Linked DNA regions of Homo sapiens: region 2 is linked to region 1. Evidence: read pairs that join two places in POLR2A ChIA-PET (ENCODE). Cell type or tissue: B cell. All regions are shown on one strand. Each heading gives the region's core, and the rest is flanking DNA. Links, peaks and the distances in the headings are about the cores only. Region 1 overlaps ARHGAP35 (Rho GTPase activating protein 35). Region 2 overlaps PRKD2 (protein kinase D2).

Region 1 (8,168 bases), core at 3,580-6,079:
GAGACGGGGTTTTGCCATGTTGGCCAGGCTGCTCTCGAACTCCTGAACTCAGGTGATCCACCCGCCTCAGCCTCCCAGAAATGCTTGGATTACAGGTGTAAGCCACCTCGCCTGGCCTGCTCAGCTAATTTTTAAAGAATTTTTTTGTAGAGTCGGAGTCTCACTCTATTGCCCAGGCTGGTCTCAGACTGCTGGGCTCAAGTGATCCTCCCATCTTGAACTCCAAAGTGCTGGGATTACAGGCATGAGCCAGTGCACCCAACCAAGACAAACAATTTTTTTGGTTTGTTTTGTATTGTTTTTTTTTTTGAGATGGAGTCTTGCTCTGTCACCCAGGCTGGAGTGCAGTGGCGTGATCTCAGCTCACTGCAACCTCCACCTCCCGGGTTCAAGTAATTCTCCTGCCTCAGCCTCCCGAGTAGCTGGGACTACAGGCGCACACCACTACGCCCAGCTAATTTTTGTATTTTTAGTACAGACGGGGTTTCACCATGTTGGCCAGGATGGTCTTGATCTCTTGACCTTGTGATCCGCCTGCCTAGGCTTCCCAAAGTGCTGGGATTACAGGCATGAGCCACCACGCGTGGCTGACATTTTTTTTTTAGAGCAGTATTAGGCTAACAGCAACTTTGCTTTTTGAAAACATTGTGCTGAAATATTTTTATGTTGATGACTGAAGTCTCTTTCGTGTTCTGTTAAGTTTTGCAACTGAGGCAAGTGCTCCCAACAACTGAATCCTCGTTAACTCCTCGGTCCTGCCTAAATAATGGCCACATTCATTTGTTTACTGTGTTCCTTCCACTAGGATGTCAGCTCCGGGCAGGGATTTGTTTAATGTCTGTGTGCCCCAGCCTGAATGAATAACACACCGAGAAAAGTACTTTTTTTTTCTTTCTTTTTTTTAGACAGGGTCTGGCTCTGTTGCCCAGGCTGGAGTGCAGTGGTACGATCTTGGCTCACTGCAACCTTGAACTTCCTGAGTTCAAGTGATCCTCCCACCTCAGCCTCCCGAGTAGCTGGGATTACAGGCATGCGCCACCACGCCTGGCTAATTTTGTATTTTTTTTTTTTAATTTATTTATTTTTTATTGATAATTCTCGGGTGTTTCTCACAGAGGGGGATTTGGCAGGGTCATAGGACAATAGTGGAGGGAAGGTCAGCAGATAAACAAGTGAACAAAGGTCTCTGGTTTTCCTAGGCAGAGGACCCTGCGGCCTTCCGCAGTGTTTGTGTCCCTGGGTACTTGAGATTAGGGAGTGGTGATGACTCTTAACGAGCATGCTGCCTTCAAGCATCTGTTTAACAAAGCACATCTTGCACCGCCCTTAATCCATTTAACCCTGAGTGGACACAGCAGATGTTTCAGAGAGCACAGGGTTGGGGGTAAGGTCACAGATCAACAGGATCCCACAGCAGAAGAAGTTTTCTTAGTACAAAACAAAATGAAAAGTCTCCCATGTCTACTTCTTTCTACACAGACACGGCAACCATCCGATTTCTCAATCTTTTCCCCACCTTTCCCGCCTTTCTATTCCACAAAACCGCCATTGTCATCCTGGCCCGTTCTCAATGAGCTGTTGGGCACACCTCCCAGACAGGGTGGTGGCCGGGCAGAGGGGCTCCTCACTTCCCAGTAGGGGCGGCCGGGCAGAGGCGCCCCTCACCTCCCGGACGGGGCGGCTGGCCGGGCGGGGTGCTGACCCCCCCACCTCCCTCCCGGACGGGGTGGCTGCCGGGCGGAGACGCTCCTCACTTCCCAGACTGGGTGGCTGTCGGGCGGAGAGGCTCCTCACTTCTCAGACGGGGCGGCTGCCGGGCGGAGGGGCTCCTCACTTCTCAGACGGGGCGGCCGGGCAGAGATGCTCCTCACCTCCCAGACCGGGTCGCAGCCGGGCAGAGGTGCTCCTCACATCCCAGACGGGGCGGCGGGGCAGAGGCGCTCCCCACATCTCAGACGATGGGCGGCCGGGCAGAGACGCTCCTCACTTCCTAGATGTGATGGCGGCCGGGAAGAGGTGCTCCTCACTTCCTAGGTGGGATGGCGGCCGGGCGGAGACGCTCCTCACTTTCCAGACTGGGCAGCCAGGCAGAGGGGCTCCTCACATCCCAGACGATGGGCGGCCAGGCAGAGACGCTCCTCACTTCCCAGACGGGGTGGCAGCCGGGCAGAGGCTGCAATCTCGGCACTTTGGGAGGCCAAGGCAGGCGGCTGGGAGGTGGAGGCTGTAGCGAGCCGAGATCACGCCACTGCACTCCAGCCTGGGCACCATTGAGCACTGAGTGAATGAGACTCCGTCTGCAATCCCGGCACCTTGGGAGGCCGAGGCTGGCGGATCACTTGCGGTTAGGGGCTGGAGACCGGCCCGGCCAACACAGCGAAACCCCGTCTCCACCAAAACCAGTCAGGCGTGGCGGCGCGAGCCTGCAATCGCAGGCACTCCGCAGGCTGAGTCAGGAGAATCAGGCAGGGAGGTTGCAGTGAGCTGAGATGGCAGCAGTACTGTCCAGCTTCGGCTCGGCATCAGAGGGAGACCGTGGAAAGAGAGGGAGAGGGAGACCGTGGGGAGAGGGAGAGGGAGACGGAGAGGGAGAGCTCCTAATTTTGTATTTTTAGTAGAGACGGGGTTTCTTCATGTTGCTCAGGCTGTGTCTTGAACTCCCGATCTCAGGTGATCTGCCCGCCTCGGCCTCTCAAAGTCCTGGGATTACAGGCGTGATCCACTGCACCTGGCCCCAAGCTGCTAATTAAAAAAAGAAATGTTTTGTAGAGACAAGGTCTAACTTTGTTGAACAGGCTGTTCTTGAATTCCTGGGCTCAGGTGATCCTCCTCTCTTGGCCTCCCACAGCACTATGATGACAAGTATGAGCCACCATGCTCAGCTCAGAAAGTACTCTGAAAGAACTTATTTTTTTCCTTTGAAAGCACGGAGAGTCTACGGCCATACACCCTGAACCCACTCGATCTCATCTGAAAGCAAAGAGACCCATCTTGGCTGGGGGAGTCAGGGAGGGCTTTCCCTGTGGAGGAGTCTGAGGAGCTGAAATCTGAAGGACCAGGAGAAAGTTAGCAAGGTGGGATGGCCTCAAGGGAGGACAGTCTTGGAGGAGGAGGGGACAATACTGCAAAATGCCCGAGGTGGGCAGGCCCCAGGGGAGTTGGAGTATCTGGACCAGAGTGCAAGGAAAGGCTCCTGGGAGGTGGGCGGGGTCGGGGGTGGGACCCTGTGGAAGAGTTCAGGCTTCCTCTAAGGGCATTGGAGATCCCTGGAGGATGTTACGGGAGGAGACACATGGCTAGATGTGAGATCTGATCTGCCCTCATGGAGATGGGAGTGGGTGAGCATGGAGGGCAGATGTCTTGGTGAGATCAGACAGGGCTGGGGTGCAGGGAGCAGGAAGGGGAGTGTGCTGGAAGGCAAAATGGAACTGGGAGTTGTACCTGGTTGACTGGAAGGGAGAGAGACACCCCAAGGGGGCCCCCAGGGTCTCTCTCTGGCTTGAGGGGGGGATCCTGGGGAATGGACCTGTTTGGAGAAAGGGTCAGGAGTTTGGCTGTGGGTGTGTCACAGTGGAGTCCCCAAGTAGAGTGTCATAGACAGGTGGATATGATGTTTTGCTTGCAGCGGAGGTCTAGGCTGGAGTCACGTGGGAGAGGGTGGTTTACAGATGGGGCAGGTCAAGGGCAAGGTTGAGACCACCGCGTTCGAAAAACCGAATGAAGGCTTACCACGCATAAGGCATCTTGTTGGGCCTCCTGGGGTGGCCTATCTGGGAGCCGCGAAGCTGCCCCCCAAAGCTCTCAACGTGGGTGCTGGTGGTTGTGAGGCTCGTGTTTAGAAAGCACACAAGTCTTGAAGAGCAAGAGCGAGAGAAGGCTGAGCACAGGGGCTCACGCCTGCCCTCCCAGTGCTTTGGGAGGCTGAGGTGGAAGGATTGCTTGAACCCGGGAGGTGGAGGCTGCAGTAAGCTGAGATCACACCACTGCACTCCAGCCTGGGCGACAGAGCAGGACTTTGTCTCAAAAAAAAAAAAAAAAAAAAAAAAAAAAAAGTCCGGGCATGGAGGCTCATGCCTGTAATCCTGTAATCCCAGCGTTTTGGGAGGCCGAGGCGGGTGGATCACGAGGTCAAGAGATCAAGACCATCCTGGCTAACATGGTGAAACCCCATCTCTACTAAAAATACAAAAATTAGCTGGGCATGGTGGCGGCACCTGTAATCCCAGCTACTCGGGAGGCTGAGGCAGGAGAATCACTTGAATCCAGGAGGCAGAGGTTGCAGTGATCCGAGATCGCGCCATCACACTCCAGCCTGGGCAACAGAGGGAGACTCCGTCTAAAAAAAAAAAAAAGACACTCCTTGGCCAGTCAGCACCCAGAGCCCACTGCCTATCTGGTTCTGGTCTCTCCCTCAACCCAGCTTAGCACAGAGCGGGGCCCCCAGATGGCTCAGCCTTTGCCCAAAGAAGGGAGGAACAGGCCGGGCATGGTGGCTCATGCCTGTCATCCCAGTGCTTTGGGAGGTCGAGGCAGGAGGATCGCTTGAACCCAGGAGCTCAAGACCAGCTTGAGCAATAGAGCGAGATCCCATCTCTGAAAAAAAAAAAAAAAAAAAAAAAAAAGCCAGATGTGGTAGCATGTGCCTCTGTAGTCCCAGCTACTTGGAGGCTGAGGTGGGAGGATTGCTTCAGCCTGCGAGTTCAAGGCTGAAGTGAGCCGTGTTTGTGCCACTGCATTCCAGCCTGGACAACAGACTAAGAAAAGGAAAAAAAAAAATAGAGAAGACAGGTTTCTGTCAGCACACATTGAGTACCAACTGCACACCAGGAGGATGTAGAGATTTAATTCAAAAAAACAAAGGAGAAACCCTGGAGCGCTCACGGGGAGTGACATAAACCCCCAGCAGGTAAATCCCAGCTGCAGGGTGAATCCGTGAGTGGAGAGGGTCAGGGATGTTTCTGGAGAAAGACTGGCTTTGAAGAACAGGGTAGGATCTGATGGGCAGGCTAGAGGTTTGGGGAAGGGTGGATGGAAGGAATTTCAGGCAGAGGGAAGTGCTCAAAGCAAGGATCTGGAAGCAGAAAGCAGCCAGCTGCACTCAAAAGAATGAGACTCGGCCAGGCGAGGTGGCTCACGCCTCTAATCCCAGCACTTTGGGAGGCTGAGGTGGGCGGATCACCTGAGGCCAGGAGTTCGAGACCAGCCTGGCCAACATGGAGAAATCCCGTCTCTACTAAAAATATAAAATTAGCCAGGTGTGGTGGTGCATGCCTGTAATCCCAGCTACTCAGGAGGCTGAGGCAGGAAAATCCCTTGAACCGGGGAGGCGGAGGTTGTAGTGAGCCTAGATCGAGCCACTGCACTCCAGCCTGGGCAACAAGAGCAAAACTCTGTCAAAAAAAAAAAAAAAAAAAAAAAAAAAAAAAAAGACTAATTTTGACTGATGTTGGGGAGTTGGGTTAGAGGAGTGGGAGAGAAGAGCAGGATGGATCCAGACAGAGCGTGGGGTTCTGCATGGATGCCAAGGAGCCTGGGCTATGGTCAGTAGGCATCTCCGTTTGTTTGCCTGCCTGGCTGAGGCAGTGGCAAACAGACGTCATCTCTGGTGCCAGCCCCTATTGATTGGCAGTGGCTGCCTGGAGAGGGGTGTGGCAGAGTGCGGTGATCAGCTAGCCATGTCTGCTATGGGCACAGGCAGGGAAGGATGCATCTTGTATGCTGAATAGTTCACTCTTCTGCCATGAATATTGAGGGCAGGGGGGCCATTCAGTGTGTGGGGGTGTCTATCAGAGTCTAGTGAGCTTGAATTCAGGTCTAGGCTAGAATGGAGGCAGAGGGAACAGCAGAGTCACGCTCAAGTGACATTTGGGATCTTAGAAGCAGTCAGGGGTAAGTAAGGAGGGGGCCAAGGATAGAGCAAACTTGAGCCTGGGAGACTGGAAAGAGGAAGATATTCCTAACGAGAGTTTTTTAGGGGGTGAGCAGAGAGGAGGTGTTTTTGGTGGCAAGGCTTCTTTGGGAAGCAGCCCACCTCCGTCCCTGGAGGTGCTGTCCTGGATGACGGTGGTGACGGTGGCTAACTCTGGCATAGAGCCTGGGTCTCTGACCCCAGGGCCAGCACCAGGGAGTGAGTGTGACCTTAGGCTCTCCCCTCTCAGAACTTCAGCCCTGACCCCTCCCTTGAGAAGGGTCTGAGGTCGGCCACCTCCTGGCCACAAGCCTGCTCATGACCCTGCCCCTGGAACTCACCCAGGAAGTGAACAGGGGCATCTGACTCCCGGTACCACCCGCGTGGCCTCAGGCCGGAGGGGAGTGGGAAGGAAGGTCAGGAGCGGCACCTCTGGCATCCCCTCCCCACGCCTGCCTGCAGCTCCTGCGGCCATGGGGGTTTGTGGGAGGCACTTTAGGTGATGCTGAGAAACCACAGGAATGACGCGGCCTTCTGGGAAGCTGTGCTGGAGAGGAAAGCAGGTGAGAGCCGGGAGGGGGGGCTCGTGCTGGCCGAGGCCTCTCCTGTGGGAGCCTCCTGCTTCCCCCCCCGGGCGCCTAAGCCTGTGAAACCCTGGTGTGTGCTGCACTGGCCCGGTAAGGAGGAGGCCCCCCTTCACTTCTCTCAGGTTTGGTTTTTTACAAGATTCATTTATTAACTATGATACAGATCACATAAGGCCTTTTGTTTTTTACACCATTCCCATTGAGACAAGTACAATACTTTGTAGCAAATACATGATTTTAAAAAACAAAACCAAACAAAAACACCTCAGTCAGAGATGCCTCAGCCTTCATTGAGGGCTGACCATGCACTAATCAGGTTGGAGCCTCAAAAAACCCACGATGTGTTTTTAAAAAAAAGTCTGGAAATTAAGCAAACATTCCTAACACCAGCTAGACGATGTTCCGGTTAAAGCCCCTAAAATACAAAGAAATAATTGTTATACTTTCTTTACATACAGGTCTTCACTTTTGCTGCGAAACAGAATTTTGGGCACACAGCCAGACTACTAACACATTTCAATACCATTAATATGTTTTGTTTTTTCTCAGAAACTCAAAATATTTGTTAATTCAACATATATAAAGATCATTTAACATGTGAAAATACAAGTACCAGAAAAATAAGCTGGCAGCAGCACTATTCCAAATTTTCAAACAAGTTTTATTTCCATACAATTCTGACATTTCCGTTTTTTTGTTTTTTTCTTAAATGTACACAGGGAACATGATTCTTTTTATGCAAACAATAACTTAGGCCTGTAGCATCGCTGCCGGCTCCGCCACGGGAGGGCTGGGGGAGGCCAGCCCAGGTCAGCAGTGGCCGAGGTGACAGACCGCCTCCTGCTCTGTCCCCCGCGCGCGCCGCGCATTGGCCACGCTGCACCGACCGCACCGCGGCCGCGCCCCCACCGGACCCGCGACAGAAACTGCCCCCTTCCTGGGCCACTTTCTGACCTGGACACAGACGATGTCCTCCGAGGGAGGGAGCCCACCCCCGTTACACCTCAGAGCCACGAAGCCGGCGCCCGCTCCCTGCCGCAGCTTCCCCGGATCCCTGCGCTGCCCTCGGGAAAGCAGCGACTCAACCAGACCCAGCCCCCCGCGCGGCAGGGGCCCTCCTGGCCACCGCACCCTACTTTTTCTAGCCGGCGCCCCCAAAGCAGTGGCTTCTCATAGGAAAGGATGGGAGGGGGGCGCAGCTGAGGTGACTCTTGATGACAAGTCACTGCAGCTGGCCTGCTGTGAAGTTTTGTGTGTGTGTGTGTGTGTGTGTGTGTGTGTGCGTGTCCAGAATGCCTGGTGGCCTGCGGGGGTCTTTACCAAGGGGATGCTGGCTTGACCCAGGCCTCCTTTCCCTAAGAGCAGCAGGAGCTGAGTGAGGCACAGGGATGCCCCCATCCCCTTCTGGCCAGCGAGCTGCTCCTATGATGTCACCCTCTGTCCACCGTGACAAAGACAGACACATCCTGCAGAAGAATCTGGGTCGCAGCAGGTGCCCTGCCTCCAGCAGGAAGCAAAACCAAGGCGGTGGAGGCAGGAGAGCACGGAGACAGACGCCCCGAAGCTCTCTCCCTGTTCCTCCCCAAACGCTAGGCGATGGGAAAGACGGGGACAATGCAGAGTAAATGTGTGCCGTGACACCCAGTATGCGACACAAGCCAAGAATTCTAAGT
Region 2 (8,168 bases), core at 3,109-5,608, 300 kb after region 1:
GCCACTGCACTCCAGCCTGGCAACAGAGCGAGACTCCGTCTCAAAAAAAAAAAAAAAAAAAAAAACCACAAACAAACCAACCTTCATGGCAACATCTAGATTAGTGTCTGAATAACTGTGGATCTCGCCTAGCCAAGCTGACACATTAACATGACTATCAGGGTCCATCTCTTGTCAACCTGGCACCTGTCTTAGTTTGTCAGGGCTGCCTTAACAAAATACCACCCTGCGTGGCTTAAATGACAGACATTTACTTCTCAAAATCCCTGGAATTGTGAGAGGCTGGAAAGACAAAGATCCAGATTCTGGCAGGGTTCTGTTTCTGGTGTAGCCTGCTTTCCTGCCTTGCAGAGGGCCATCATTTCACTGTGCGCTCACATGGGACACGGAGAGAGAGATCCCTGGTATCTCTTCCCTTTATAAGGAAGGCCAGGCATGGTGGCTCATGCCTATAATCCCAGCACTTTGGGAGGATGGTGGATCGCTTGAGTCCAGGAGTTCGAGACCAGCATGGGCAACATGGTGAAACCCCGTCTCTAAAAAATACAACAAATTGGCCAGGCATGGTGGTGCATACCTCTAGTCCTAGCTACTCAAGAGGCTGAGGTGGGAGGATCACCTGGGCCTGGGAGGTTGAGGCTGCGGTGAGCCGTGATCATGCCACTGCACTCCAGCCTAGGTGACAGAACACGATTGTCTCAGAAAAAAAAAAAAAAAAAAAAAAAAAAAGGTCACCAGTCCCATTGGATTACAGCCACACTCTTTCGGCCTCAATTAACCTTAATTACCTCCATAAAGGCACCGTCTCCAGATATAGTTGCATTGGAGGTTAGGGTTTCAACATAAGAATTTTGGGGGAGACACAGACATTTAGTCCATAACAGCACCCATACATATCTCCTTAAATCATAGTTTAAAAATATACAGGTTTTCTTTTTTGGAGACAGCGTCTCAGTCTGTCACCCAGGCTGGAGTGCAGTGGCGCGATCTCAGCTCACCACAACCTCCACTTCCCAGGCTCAAGCGATTCTCCTGCCTCAGCCTACCGAGTAGCTGGGATTACAGGCACACACCATTACTGCCCGGCTAATTTTTGTATTTCTAGTAGAGACGGGGTTTCACCACGTTGGCCAGGCTGGTCTTGAACTCCTGACCTCAAATGATCCACCCGCCTTGCCCTCCCACAGTGCTGGGATTACAGGCATGAGCCACCGCGCCTGTCCAAAACATACAGTTCTTTAAGCCAAGATGTCTCAAGGTTCAGCCCAAGTGTCAAGATCTATATAGGTCCTCTGTCCCTGTTATTCATGCTTCTGAGTGAGAATGTTGAAATCGGGGCTCTGCCTACAGATGAAGGCCATGTACCTGCATTGGCTATGAGGACAGATGACAGGTGAGGACCATCCATTCTGTGATGAGACCCTGTGGCTCCATTGTTTTGTGTGTGTGAGACAGAGTCTTGCTCCGTCACCCAGGATGGAGTGCAGTGGCGTGGTCTTGGCTCACTGCAACCTCTACCTCCTGGGTTCAAGCAATTCTCCTGCTTCAGCCTCCCAAATAGCTGGGATTACAGGTGCGCACCACCACTCCTGGCTAATTTTTGTATTTTTAGTAGACGGGGTTTCACCATGTTGGCCAGGCTGGTTTCAAGTAATCCACCCTCCTCAGCCTCCCCAAGTGCTGGGATTACAGACATGAGCCACTGCGCTGGGCCCCATGCGCCTCCATTTTTGTATGGTGTGCCCTGCAATTAGAGCCATATTCTTGGATGTTCCATTGGGTATTAGGTCTGAGACAGCATCTCTAGCTCCGTGGGTGCCACGCTTGTACAGAAATCCTGATTCTGGGCCAGGCACGGTGGCTCACACCTGTAATCCCAGCACTTTGGGAGGCCAAGGCGGGCGGATCATGAGGTCAGGAGTTAGAGACCAGCCTGGCCAACATGGTGAAACCCTGTCTCTACTAAAACTAGAAAAATTAGCTGGGTGTGGTGGCGGGTACCTATAATCCCAGCTACTCGGGAGGCTGAGGCAGGAGAATCATTTGAACCTGAGGGGGTGGAGGTTGCAGTGAGCCGAGATCATACCATTGCACTCCAGCCTGGGTGACAGGGTGAGACTCCGTCTCAAAAAAAAAAAAAAAAAAGAAATCCAGTTTCTCCAATATCCTGTGTTCCAGATCATCATGCAGTCCAAAGTATACTTGTATTATTTAAGGACTCTAGGCCTGCAGATACTGATTCAGTGCATTAAAAGCTCTTATAAATATTGCCATCGTCCACACACCATATCCAACTCTTGAGGTCTCAGCATATGCAGTCTTTGTCATGATACAGCCCTGGTGTCATCAAGTCCTAATGGGTTATCAGCACAGACTTCACTGGTGCAGCATCACAGATGATGGTCCCAGTTCCTATGGTGGCAAGAGAACCCCAAATGACTACATTCCGACAGGAGTTTAACTCTATCCTGAGACTCATTCTGAGAGTTATAGATAAGATTCTGAAATTCTGGAAGGCACATGAGTGATTCAAGGCCAACACTGGGAAATGGTTCCTGTGTGCAAAGACCATTTGCCCTGCTGAAGCTCTTCTTGCAGGGCCAACACCGTTCTCCAAGCTTGCCTCCGTGATTACAGCATGCAGCCAAGACAGTGCCTACAATGAGGAGGTGTGGAACTGGAAAGCCTGGAGCAGGCGGGTACCAGAAGGGCTCCCAAAGGCTGGAGGAACATTCTTCACTCCAGAATAGAAAGCGATCCTGGAATCGTTTGGAATCACTGGAGATGTATTAGAGCACACATACAGAACGTCCAGTGGGAAACAGGGAGTTGAGCTGATTTCTCCATGGATGAGGATTTTAAAAGATAAAATAGGCAGGGCACAGTGGCTCATGCCTGTAATCCCAACACTTTGGGAGGCTGAGGTGGGAGGATCACTTGAGCCCAGGAGTTCAAGACCAGCCTGGGCAATGTAGCGAGACCCCATCTCTACAAAAAAATAAAAATAAAAAAATTATCTGGGCATGGTAGTGTATGTCTGTGGTTCTGGCTACTCAGGAGGCTGAGGCAGGAGGATTACTTGAGCCCAGGAGTTGAAGGCTGCAGTGAGCTATGATTGTGCCATTGTGCTTCAGCCGGGGGTACAGGGAGATCCTGTCTCTACAAAATAAAATAAGACAATAAGAAGTCATACTTCTGCCTAGTATGGTACAATGGACCTGAGTACAACTGAGAACTCTTTTTTTTTTTTTGAAACTGAGTCTCGCTGTATTGCCCAGGCTGGAGTGCAGTGGCGTGATCTCAGCTCACTACAACCTCTGCCTCCTGGGTTCAAGTGATTCTCCTGCCTCAGCCTCCGGAGTAGCTGGGATTACAGGCGTGTGCCACTACACCCGGCTAAGTTTTGTATTTTTAGTAGAGATGGGGTTTTGCCATGTTGGCCAGTGTGGTCTCAAACTCCTGACCTCAAGTGATCCGCCGGCCTTGGCCTCCCAAAGTGCTGGGATTACAGGCGTGAGCCACCATGCGTGGCCCACACTACTAAGATTTAATCACACTACTTAGGGATTGCCTGGATTCCAGGTCTACAGAAAAGAGAAAGTGGGGTACAGGGGGTGAGCAGACCTGGAGGGATAGTGACCTTAGGGGTGGGGGTGAGGAGAGGCATTTTCTTTTGGAAAGTTGGGGTTGGGGAAAGAGGGGGAACCAAAGGGGCCTCAGAAAAAGGAAGGTCAGGGTTAGAAGGGGGAACAGGTGTCTCTAGGGAGATGGACAGGAGTTTTGGGGAGGACTAGAAGGAGGTGCTTACCATAGAGGACTGGGGCTGGGTCAGAGCTTTGGCGGGGACTTTTGAGGCATCCATTGTTGCAGTGGGAAAAGGTGGGGTGTGAGGCGCGTTCAGGGCCTGGGGGGCAGATGGGGTGATGTCGGGGCTACAAGCTGGAACTAGGGGTGGAGCTTTGGAGGGAACCTTTGAGGTATCCCTTGTTGGAGTGGGAAAATTTTGGGTGTGAGGCGTGTTCAGGGTCTGGGGGACAGATGGGGTGATGGCAGGGCTACAAGCTGAAACTGGGGACAGAGCTTTGGGGGGAGCCTTTGAGGTGTCCCTTGTTGGAGTGAGAAAAGGGGTGTGGGTGTGTTCAGGGTCTGGGGGACAGATGGGGTGATGGTGGGGCTACAAGCTGGAACTTGGGGCAGAACTCTAAGGAGGGGTGGGCCTGAAGGGGCTGATACACTTACGGATAGTAGTGCCTTTTGGAGGAGATCGTGCTGGCGGGGGGTGATGGGACAGGACCAGGTGAGAGATTGGGTGGAAAGGGCACAACTTCTCAAGAAGAGACCTAGGAGGGGCAGACGCCATGTCTCTTACTCTCTGGCGCCCCCTGCAGGCTGCGGGCTGAACTACCACAAGCGCTGTGCCTTCAGCATCCCCAACAACTGTAGTGGGGCCCGCAAACGGCGCCTGTCATCCACGTCTCTGGCCAGTGGCCACTCGGTGCGCCTCGGCACCTCCGAGTCCCTGCCCTGCACGGCTGAAGAGCTGGTGAGGAGATGGGGGATGGGACGGGTTGGTGGCTAGGGGGGTGACTTGGCCCAGGCATGGGGCCAACGCACTGATGTGTCCCCTCCATTCTTGCCAACGACAGAGCCGTAGCACCACCGAACTCCTGCCTCGCCGTCCCCCGTCATCCTCTTCCTCCTCTTCTGCCTCATCGTATACGGGCCGCCCCATTGAGCTGGACAAGATGCTGCTCTCCAAGGTCAAGGTGCCGCACACCTTCCTCATCCACAGCTATACACGGCCCACCGTTTGCCAGGCTTGCAAGAAACTCCTCAAGGGCCTCTTCCGGCAGGGCCTGCAATGCAAAGGTTAGCTGGGCCTGTCGGGGAGGACAGACAGGGTCAGAACCTCCTTCCCGCCCCAACCTGGTCTTGTGGCAGGACACAAGGATCTGAGCCTTGGGACCCCAGGGCCTCAGAAGGGGAGGGCCCTGAATCCTAGTGTTCTGGGACCTTTGGAATTCTGGAATCTTAGAACCTCAGTTGTGTGTGTGTGTGTGTGTGTGTGTGTGTGTGTGTTGTTGTTGTTTTTTGGAGACAGGGTGTCACTCTATCACCCAGGCTGGAGTGCAGTGGCGCAATCACGGCTCACTGCAGCTTCAACCTCCTGGGTTCAAGTGATCCTCCTGCCTCAGCCTCCCAAGTAGCTAGGACTACAGGTGGTGCCACCACACCCAGCTAATTTTCTTTTCTTTTTTTTTTTTTTGAGACGGAGTCTCACTCTGTCGCCCAGGCTGGAGTGCAGTGGTGTGATCTCGGCTCACTGCAAACTCTGCCTCCTGGGATCAGGACATTCTCCTGCCTCAGCCTCCTGAGTAGCTGGGACTACAGGCGCCCGCCACCATGCCTGGCTAATTTTTTTGTATTTTTAGTAGAGACGGGGTTTCACCATGTTAGCTAGGATGGTCTCGATCTCCTGACCTTGTGATCCACCTGCCTCGACCTCCCAAAATGCCGGGATTACAGGCGTGAGCCACCGCGCCTGGCCACACCCAGCTAATTTTTAAATCATTTGTAGAGAGAAGGTATCACTATATTGTTCAGGCTGGTCTTGAACTCCTGGGCTCAAGCAATCCTCCTACCTCGGCCTCCCAAAGTGCTGGGATTACAGGTGTGAGCCACCGCGCCCAGCTGAACCTCAGTCTTTAGAACCTTGGAATCCTAGATTCATAACGTGCTTAGCATGGAATTCTAAAACTGTAGAACCTGAGAATTCTAGAATCAGAACCATAGCATTCAAGAATTCCGAATGATAGAATTCAGCTAAAATAACAACAGAACTTTAGATTACACATCTTAGATCTCCCAAGTTATAGACTCTCAGAGCATGAGAATTTTGGAACCATGGGATTTGAGGGTAATAGAAACATAGGCACATCAAATTTGAGAGTCTTAGACGTCTAGAATCATATAAGCTTGAAACCATCGTAACCTAGAATCCTGGAAATTCTAGACTCCCAGAACTTTGAACAATCAAATTCTAGAATCCAGCCAGGTGTGGTGGCTCATGCATGTAATCTCAGCACTTTGGGAGGCCAAGGTAGGTGGATCACTTGAGCCTAGGAGTTTAAGACCAGCCTGGGCAACATGGTGAAACCCTGTCTCTACAAAAAAAATTAAAAATTAGCCAGGCATGGCAGCATGCATCTGTGGTTCCAGCTACTTGGGACTCTGAGGAGGGAGGATTGCTTGAGCCCAGGAGGTTGAGGCTGCAGTGAGCCATGATTGTGCCACTGCATTCCAGCCTGGGTGACAGAGCAAGAACTTGTCTCAAAAAAAGAAAAAAAAAAATTCTAGAACCTCAGAAGCCTAGATCCACATAAACTTAGAAACATCCAATTCAAGAATTTACTGGAACAATCAAATTCTAGAATCTTAGAAGCCTAGAGCTAAAGAAGCATAGAAACATCAAATTCTAGAATCTTGTATGTATAGAATCCTAGAACCTTGGAATCTGCAGATTCTGGAGGTAGAGAAGCCTAGAATTGTAGAACCCTAGAACTGTCAAATTTTAGAGTTTAGATATATAACACCCTAAAATCTTGGACATTAAAGAGTCTTAGAAGTGTTGACTCATAGATGTCTAGAGTTCTAGAAACTTGGACATCAAACTCTGAAGCCTTAGAAATACGGAATCAGGTCAGGGGCAGTAGCTCACACCTGTAATCCCAGCACTTTGGGAGGCTTAGGTGGGTGGATTGCTTGAGCCCAGGAGTTCAAGACCAGCTTGTACAACATGGAAAGACCCCATCTCTACAAAAAATACGAAAAATTAGCCAGGCATGGTAGTGCGTGCCTGTAGTTTCAGCTACTCAGGAGGCTGAGGTGGGAAGATCGCTTGAGCCTGGGAGGCAGAGGTTGCAGTGAGCCGAGATGGTGCCATTGCACACTCTAGTCTGGGTGACAGCCAGACTGTTTCTTAAAAAAAAAAAAAAAAAACAAAAAACAGAATCATAGAACCTTCATAAAATAGGTTTTTAGTAAACTCTAGAATCTTCGATGTATAGTGTCCCTAGAACCGTGGAAACACTGAACTCTACAGCAATGGTTCTCGACCAGGGGCCGTTTTGCTCCTAGGGGATGTTTGGCAAGGGTTGGAGATGGTTTTGTTTGGTACGCTGGGATAGTGCTACTGGCATCCAGTAGGTAGAAGTCAGAGATGCAGCTAAACATCCTACAATACACAGAGCAAGTGCCCTAAAACAAGGAATTATCCTGGGCACTGTGTTAGTGTCACGGGTTGAGGAACCCAGCCCTAGGGTGTTCAGAGTCTGGAGTCACAGCACATTAGAACCAATAACACACACACACACACACACACACAAGTCGGGCGCGGTGGCTCACGCCTGTAATCCCAGCACTTTTAGGAGGCCAAGGCAGGTGGATCATCTGAGGTCAGGAGCGCGAAACCAGCCTGACCAACATGGCGAAACCCCGTCTCTACTAAAAACACAAAAAAATCAGCTGGGCGTGGTAGTGGGCGCCTGTAGTCCCACGCCCAGCTAATTTTTGTATTTTTAGTAGAGACGAGGTTTTACCATGTAGGGCAGGCTGGTTTCGAACTCCTGACCTCAAATGATCTGCTCTCCCCGGCCTCCCAAAATACCGAGATTACAGGCGGGAGCCACTGCACCCAGCAGTCGTCGGGATTTTGAGTCTAGCCCTCCTACTTAATCAAGACCCCCCCGATGGTTGGGAAAACTGTGGCTGAAAGTGGGAAAATGACCAGGGCAGCAGCAGCCAGTGTTCTTACCCAGACAGCAAGAGTAGACTCTTTTGAGCCTGAGGCTTAGGGTCAAGGTTCAAGCCTTCCAGGTAACCTCTCTTCCCCTTCTCACCCGTTCCCTTGTTCCCTGTCCTACCAGACTGCAAGTTTAACTGTCACAAACGCTGCGCCACCCGCGTCCCTAATGACTGCCTGGGGGAGGCCCTTATCAATGGAGGTGAGAGGCTGGGGGGATGCTGGGGAGAAAGGGGAAGGGGCAGGACTGGGTGGAGACCCCTCTGATGCCTCCGTCCCCACAGATGTGCCGATGGAGGAGGCCACCGATTTCAGCGAGGCTGACAAGAGCGCCCTCATGGATGAGTCAGAGGACTCCGGTGTCATC

Evidence for each region. Peaks named below come from ENCODE experiments on the same cell type or tissue, not always from the same donor. Only the 100,000 strongest peaks of a DNase experiment are listed, where the experiment ranks them.
Region 2: POLR2A ChIA-PET joins it to region 1 with 5 read pairs; 2 of 35 experiments call an interaction of 5 or more read pairs at or near these places.

Annotation. Positions count from the first base shown.
Region 1 is chr19:47,003,528-47,011,695 of GRCh38, reverse strand. It overlaps ARHGAP35 (Rho GTPase activating protein 35), which reads right to left. Exons shown (of 7, transcript NM_004491.5): 7 at 6,619-8,168. Among named protein-coding and RNA genes, the nearest start is that of NPAS1, 12 kb to the left of the region's middle. RefSeq lists a silencer at 82-295 and enhancers at 5,691-6,269, 7,743-8,168. In B cell, for the core only: no CTCF peak of the experiment used is centred there; no DNase peak of the experiment used is centred there.
Region 2 is chr19:46,700,870-46,709,037 of GRCh38, reverse strand. PRKD2 (protein kinase D2) reads left to right here. Exons shown (of 18, transcript NM_016457.5): 4 at 4,389-4,543; 5 at 4,647-4,869; 6 at 7,926-8,003; 7 at 8,086-8,168. Among named protein-coding and RNA genes, the nearest start is that of MIR320E, 4.4 kb to the left of the region's middle. In B cell, for the core only: a CTCF peak has its summit at 4,397 (motif pointing left); a DNase peak (open chromatin) is centred at 4,377; H3K27ac peaks cover 731 bases.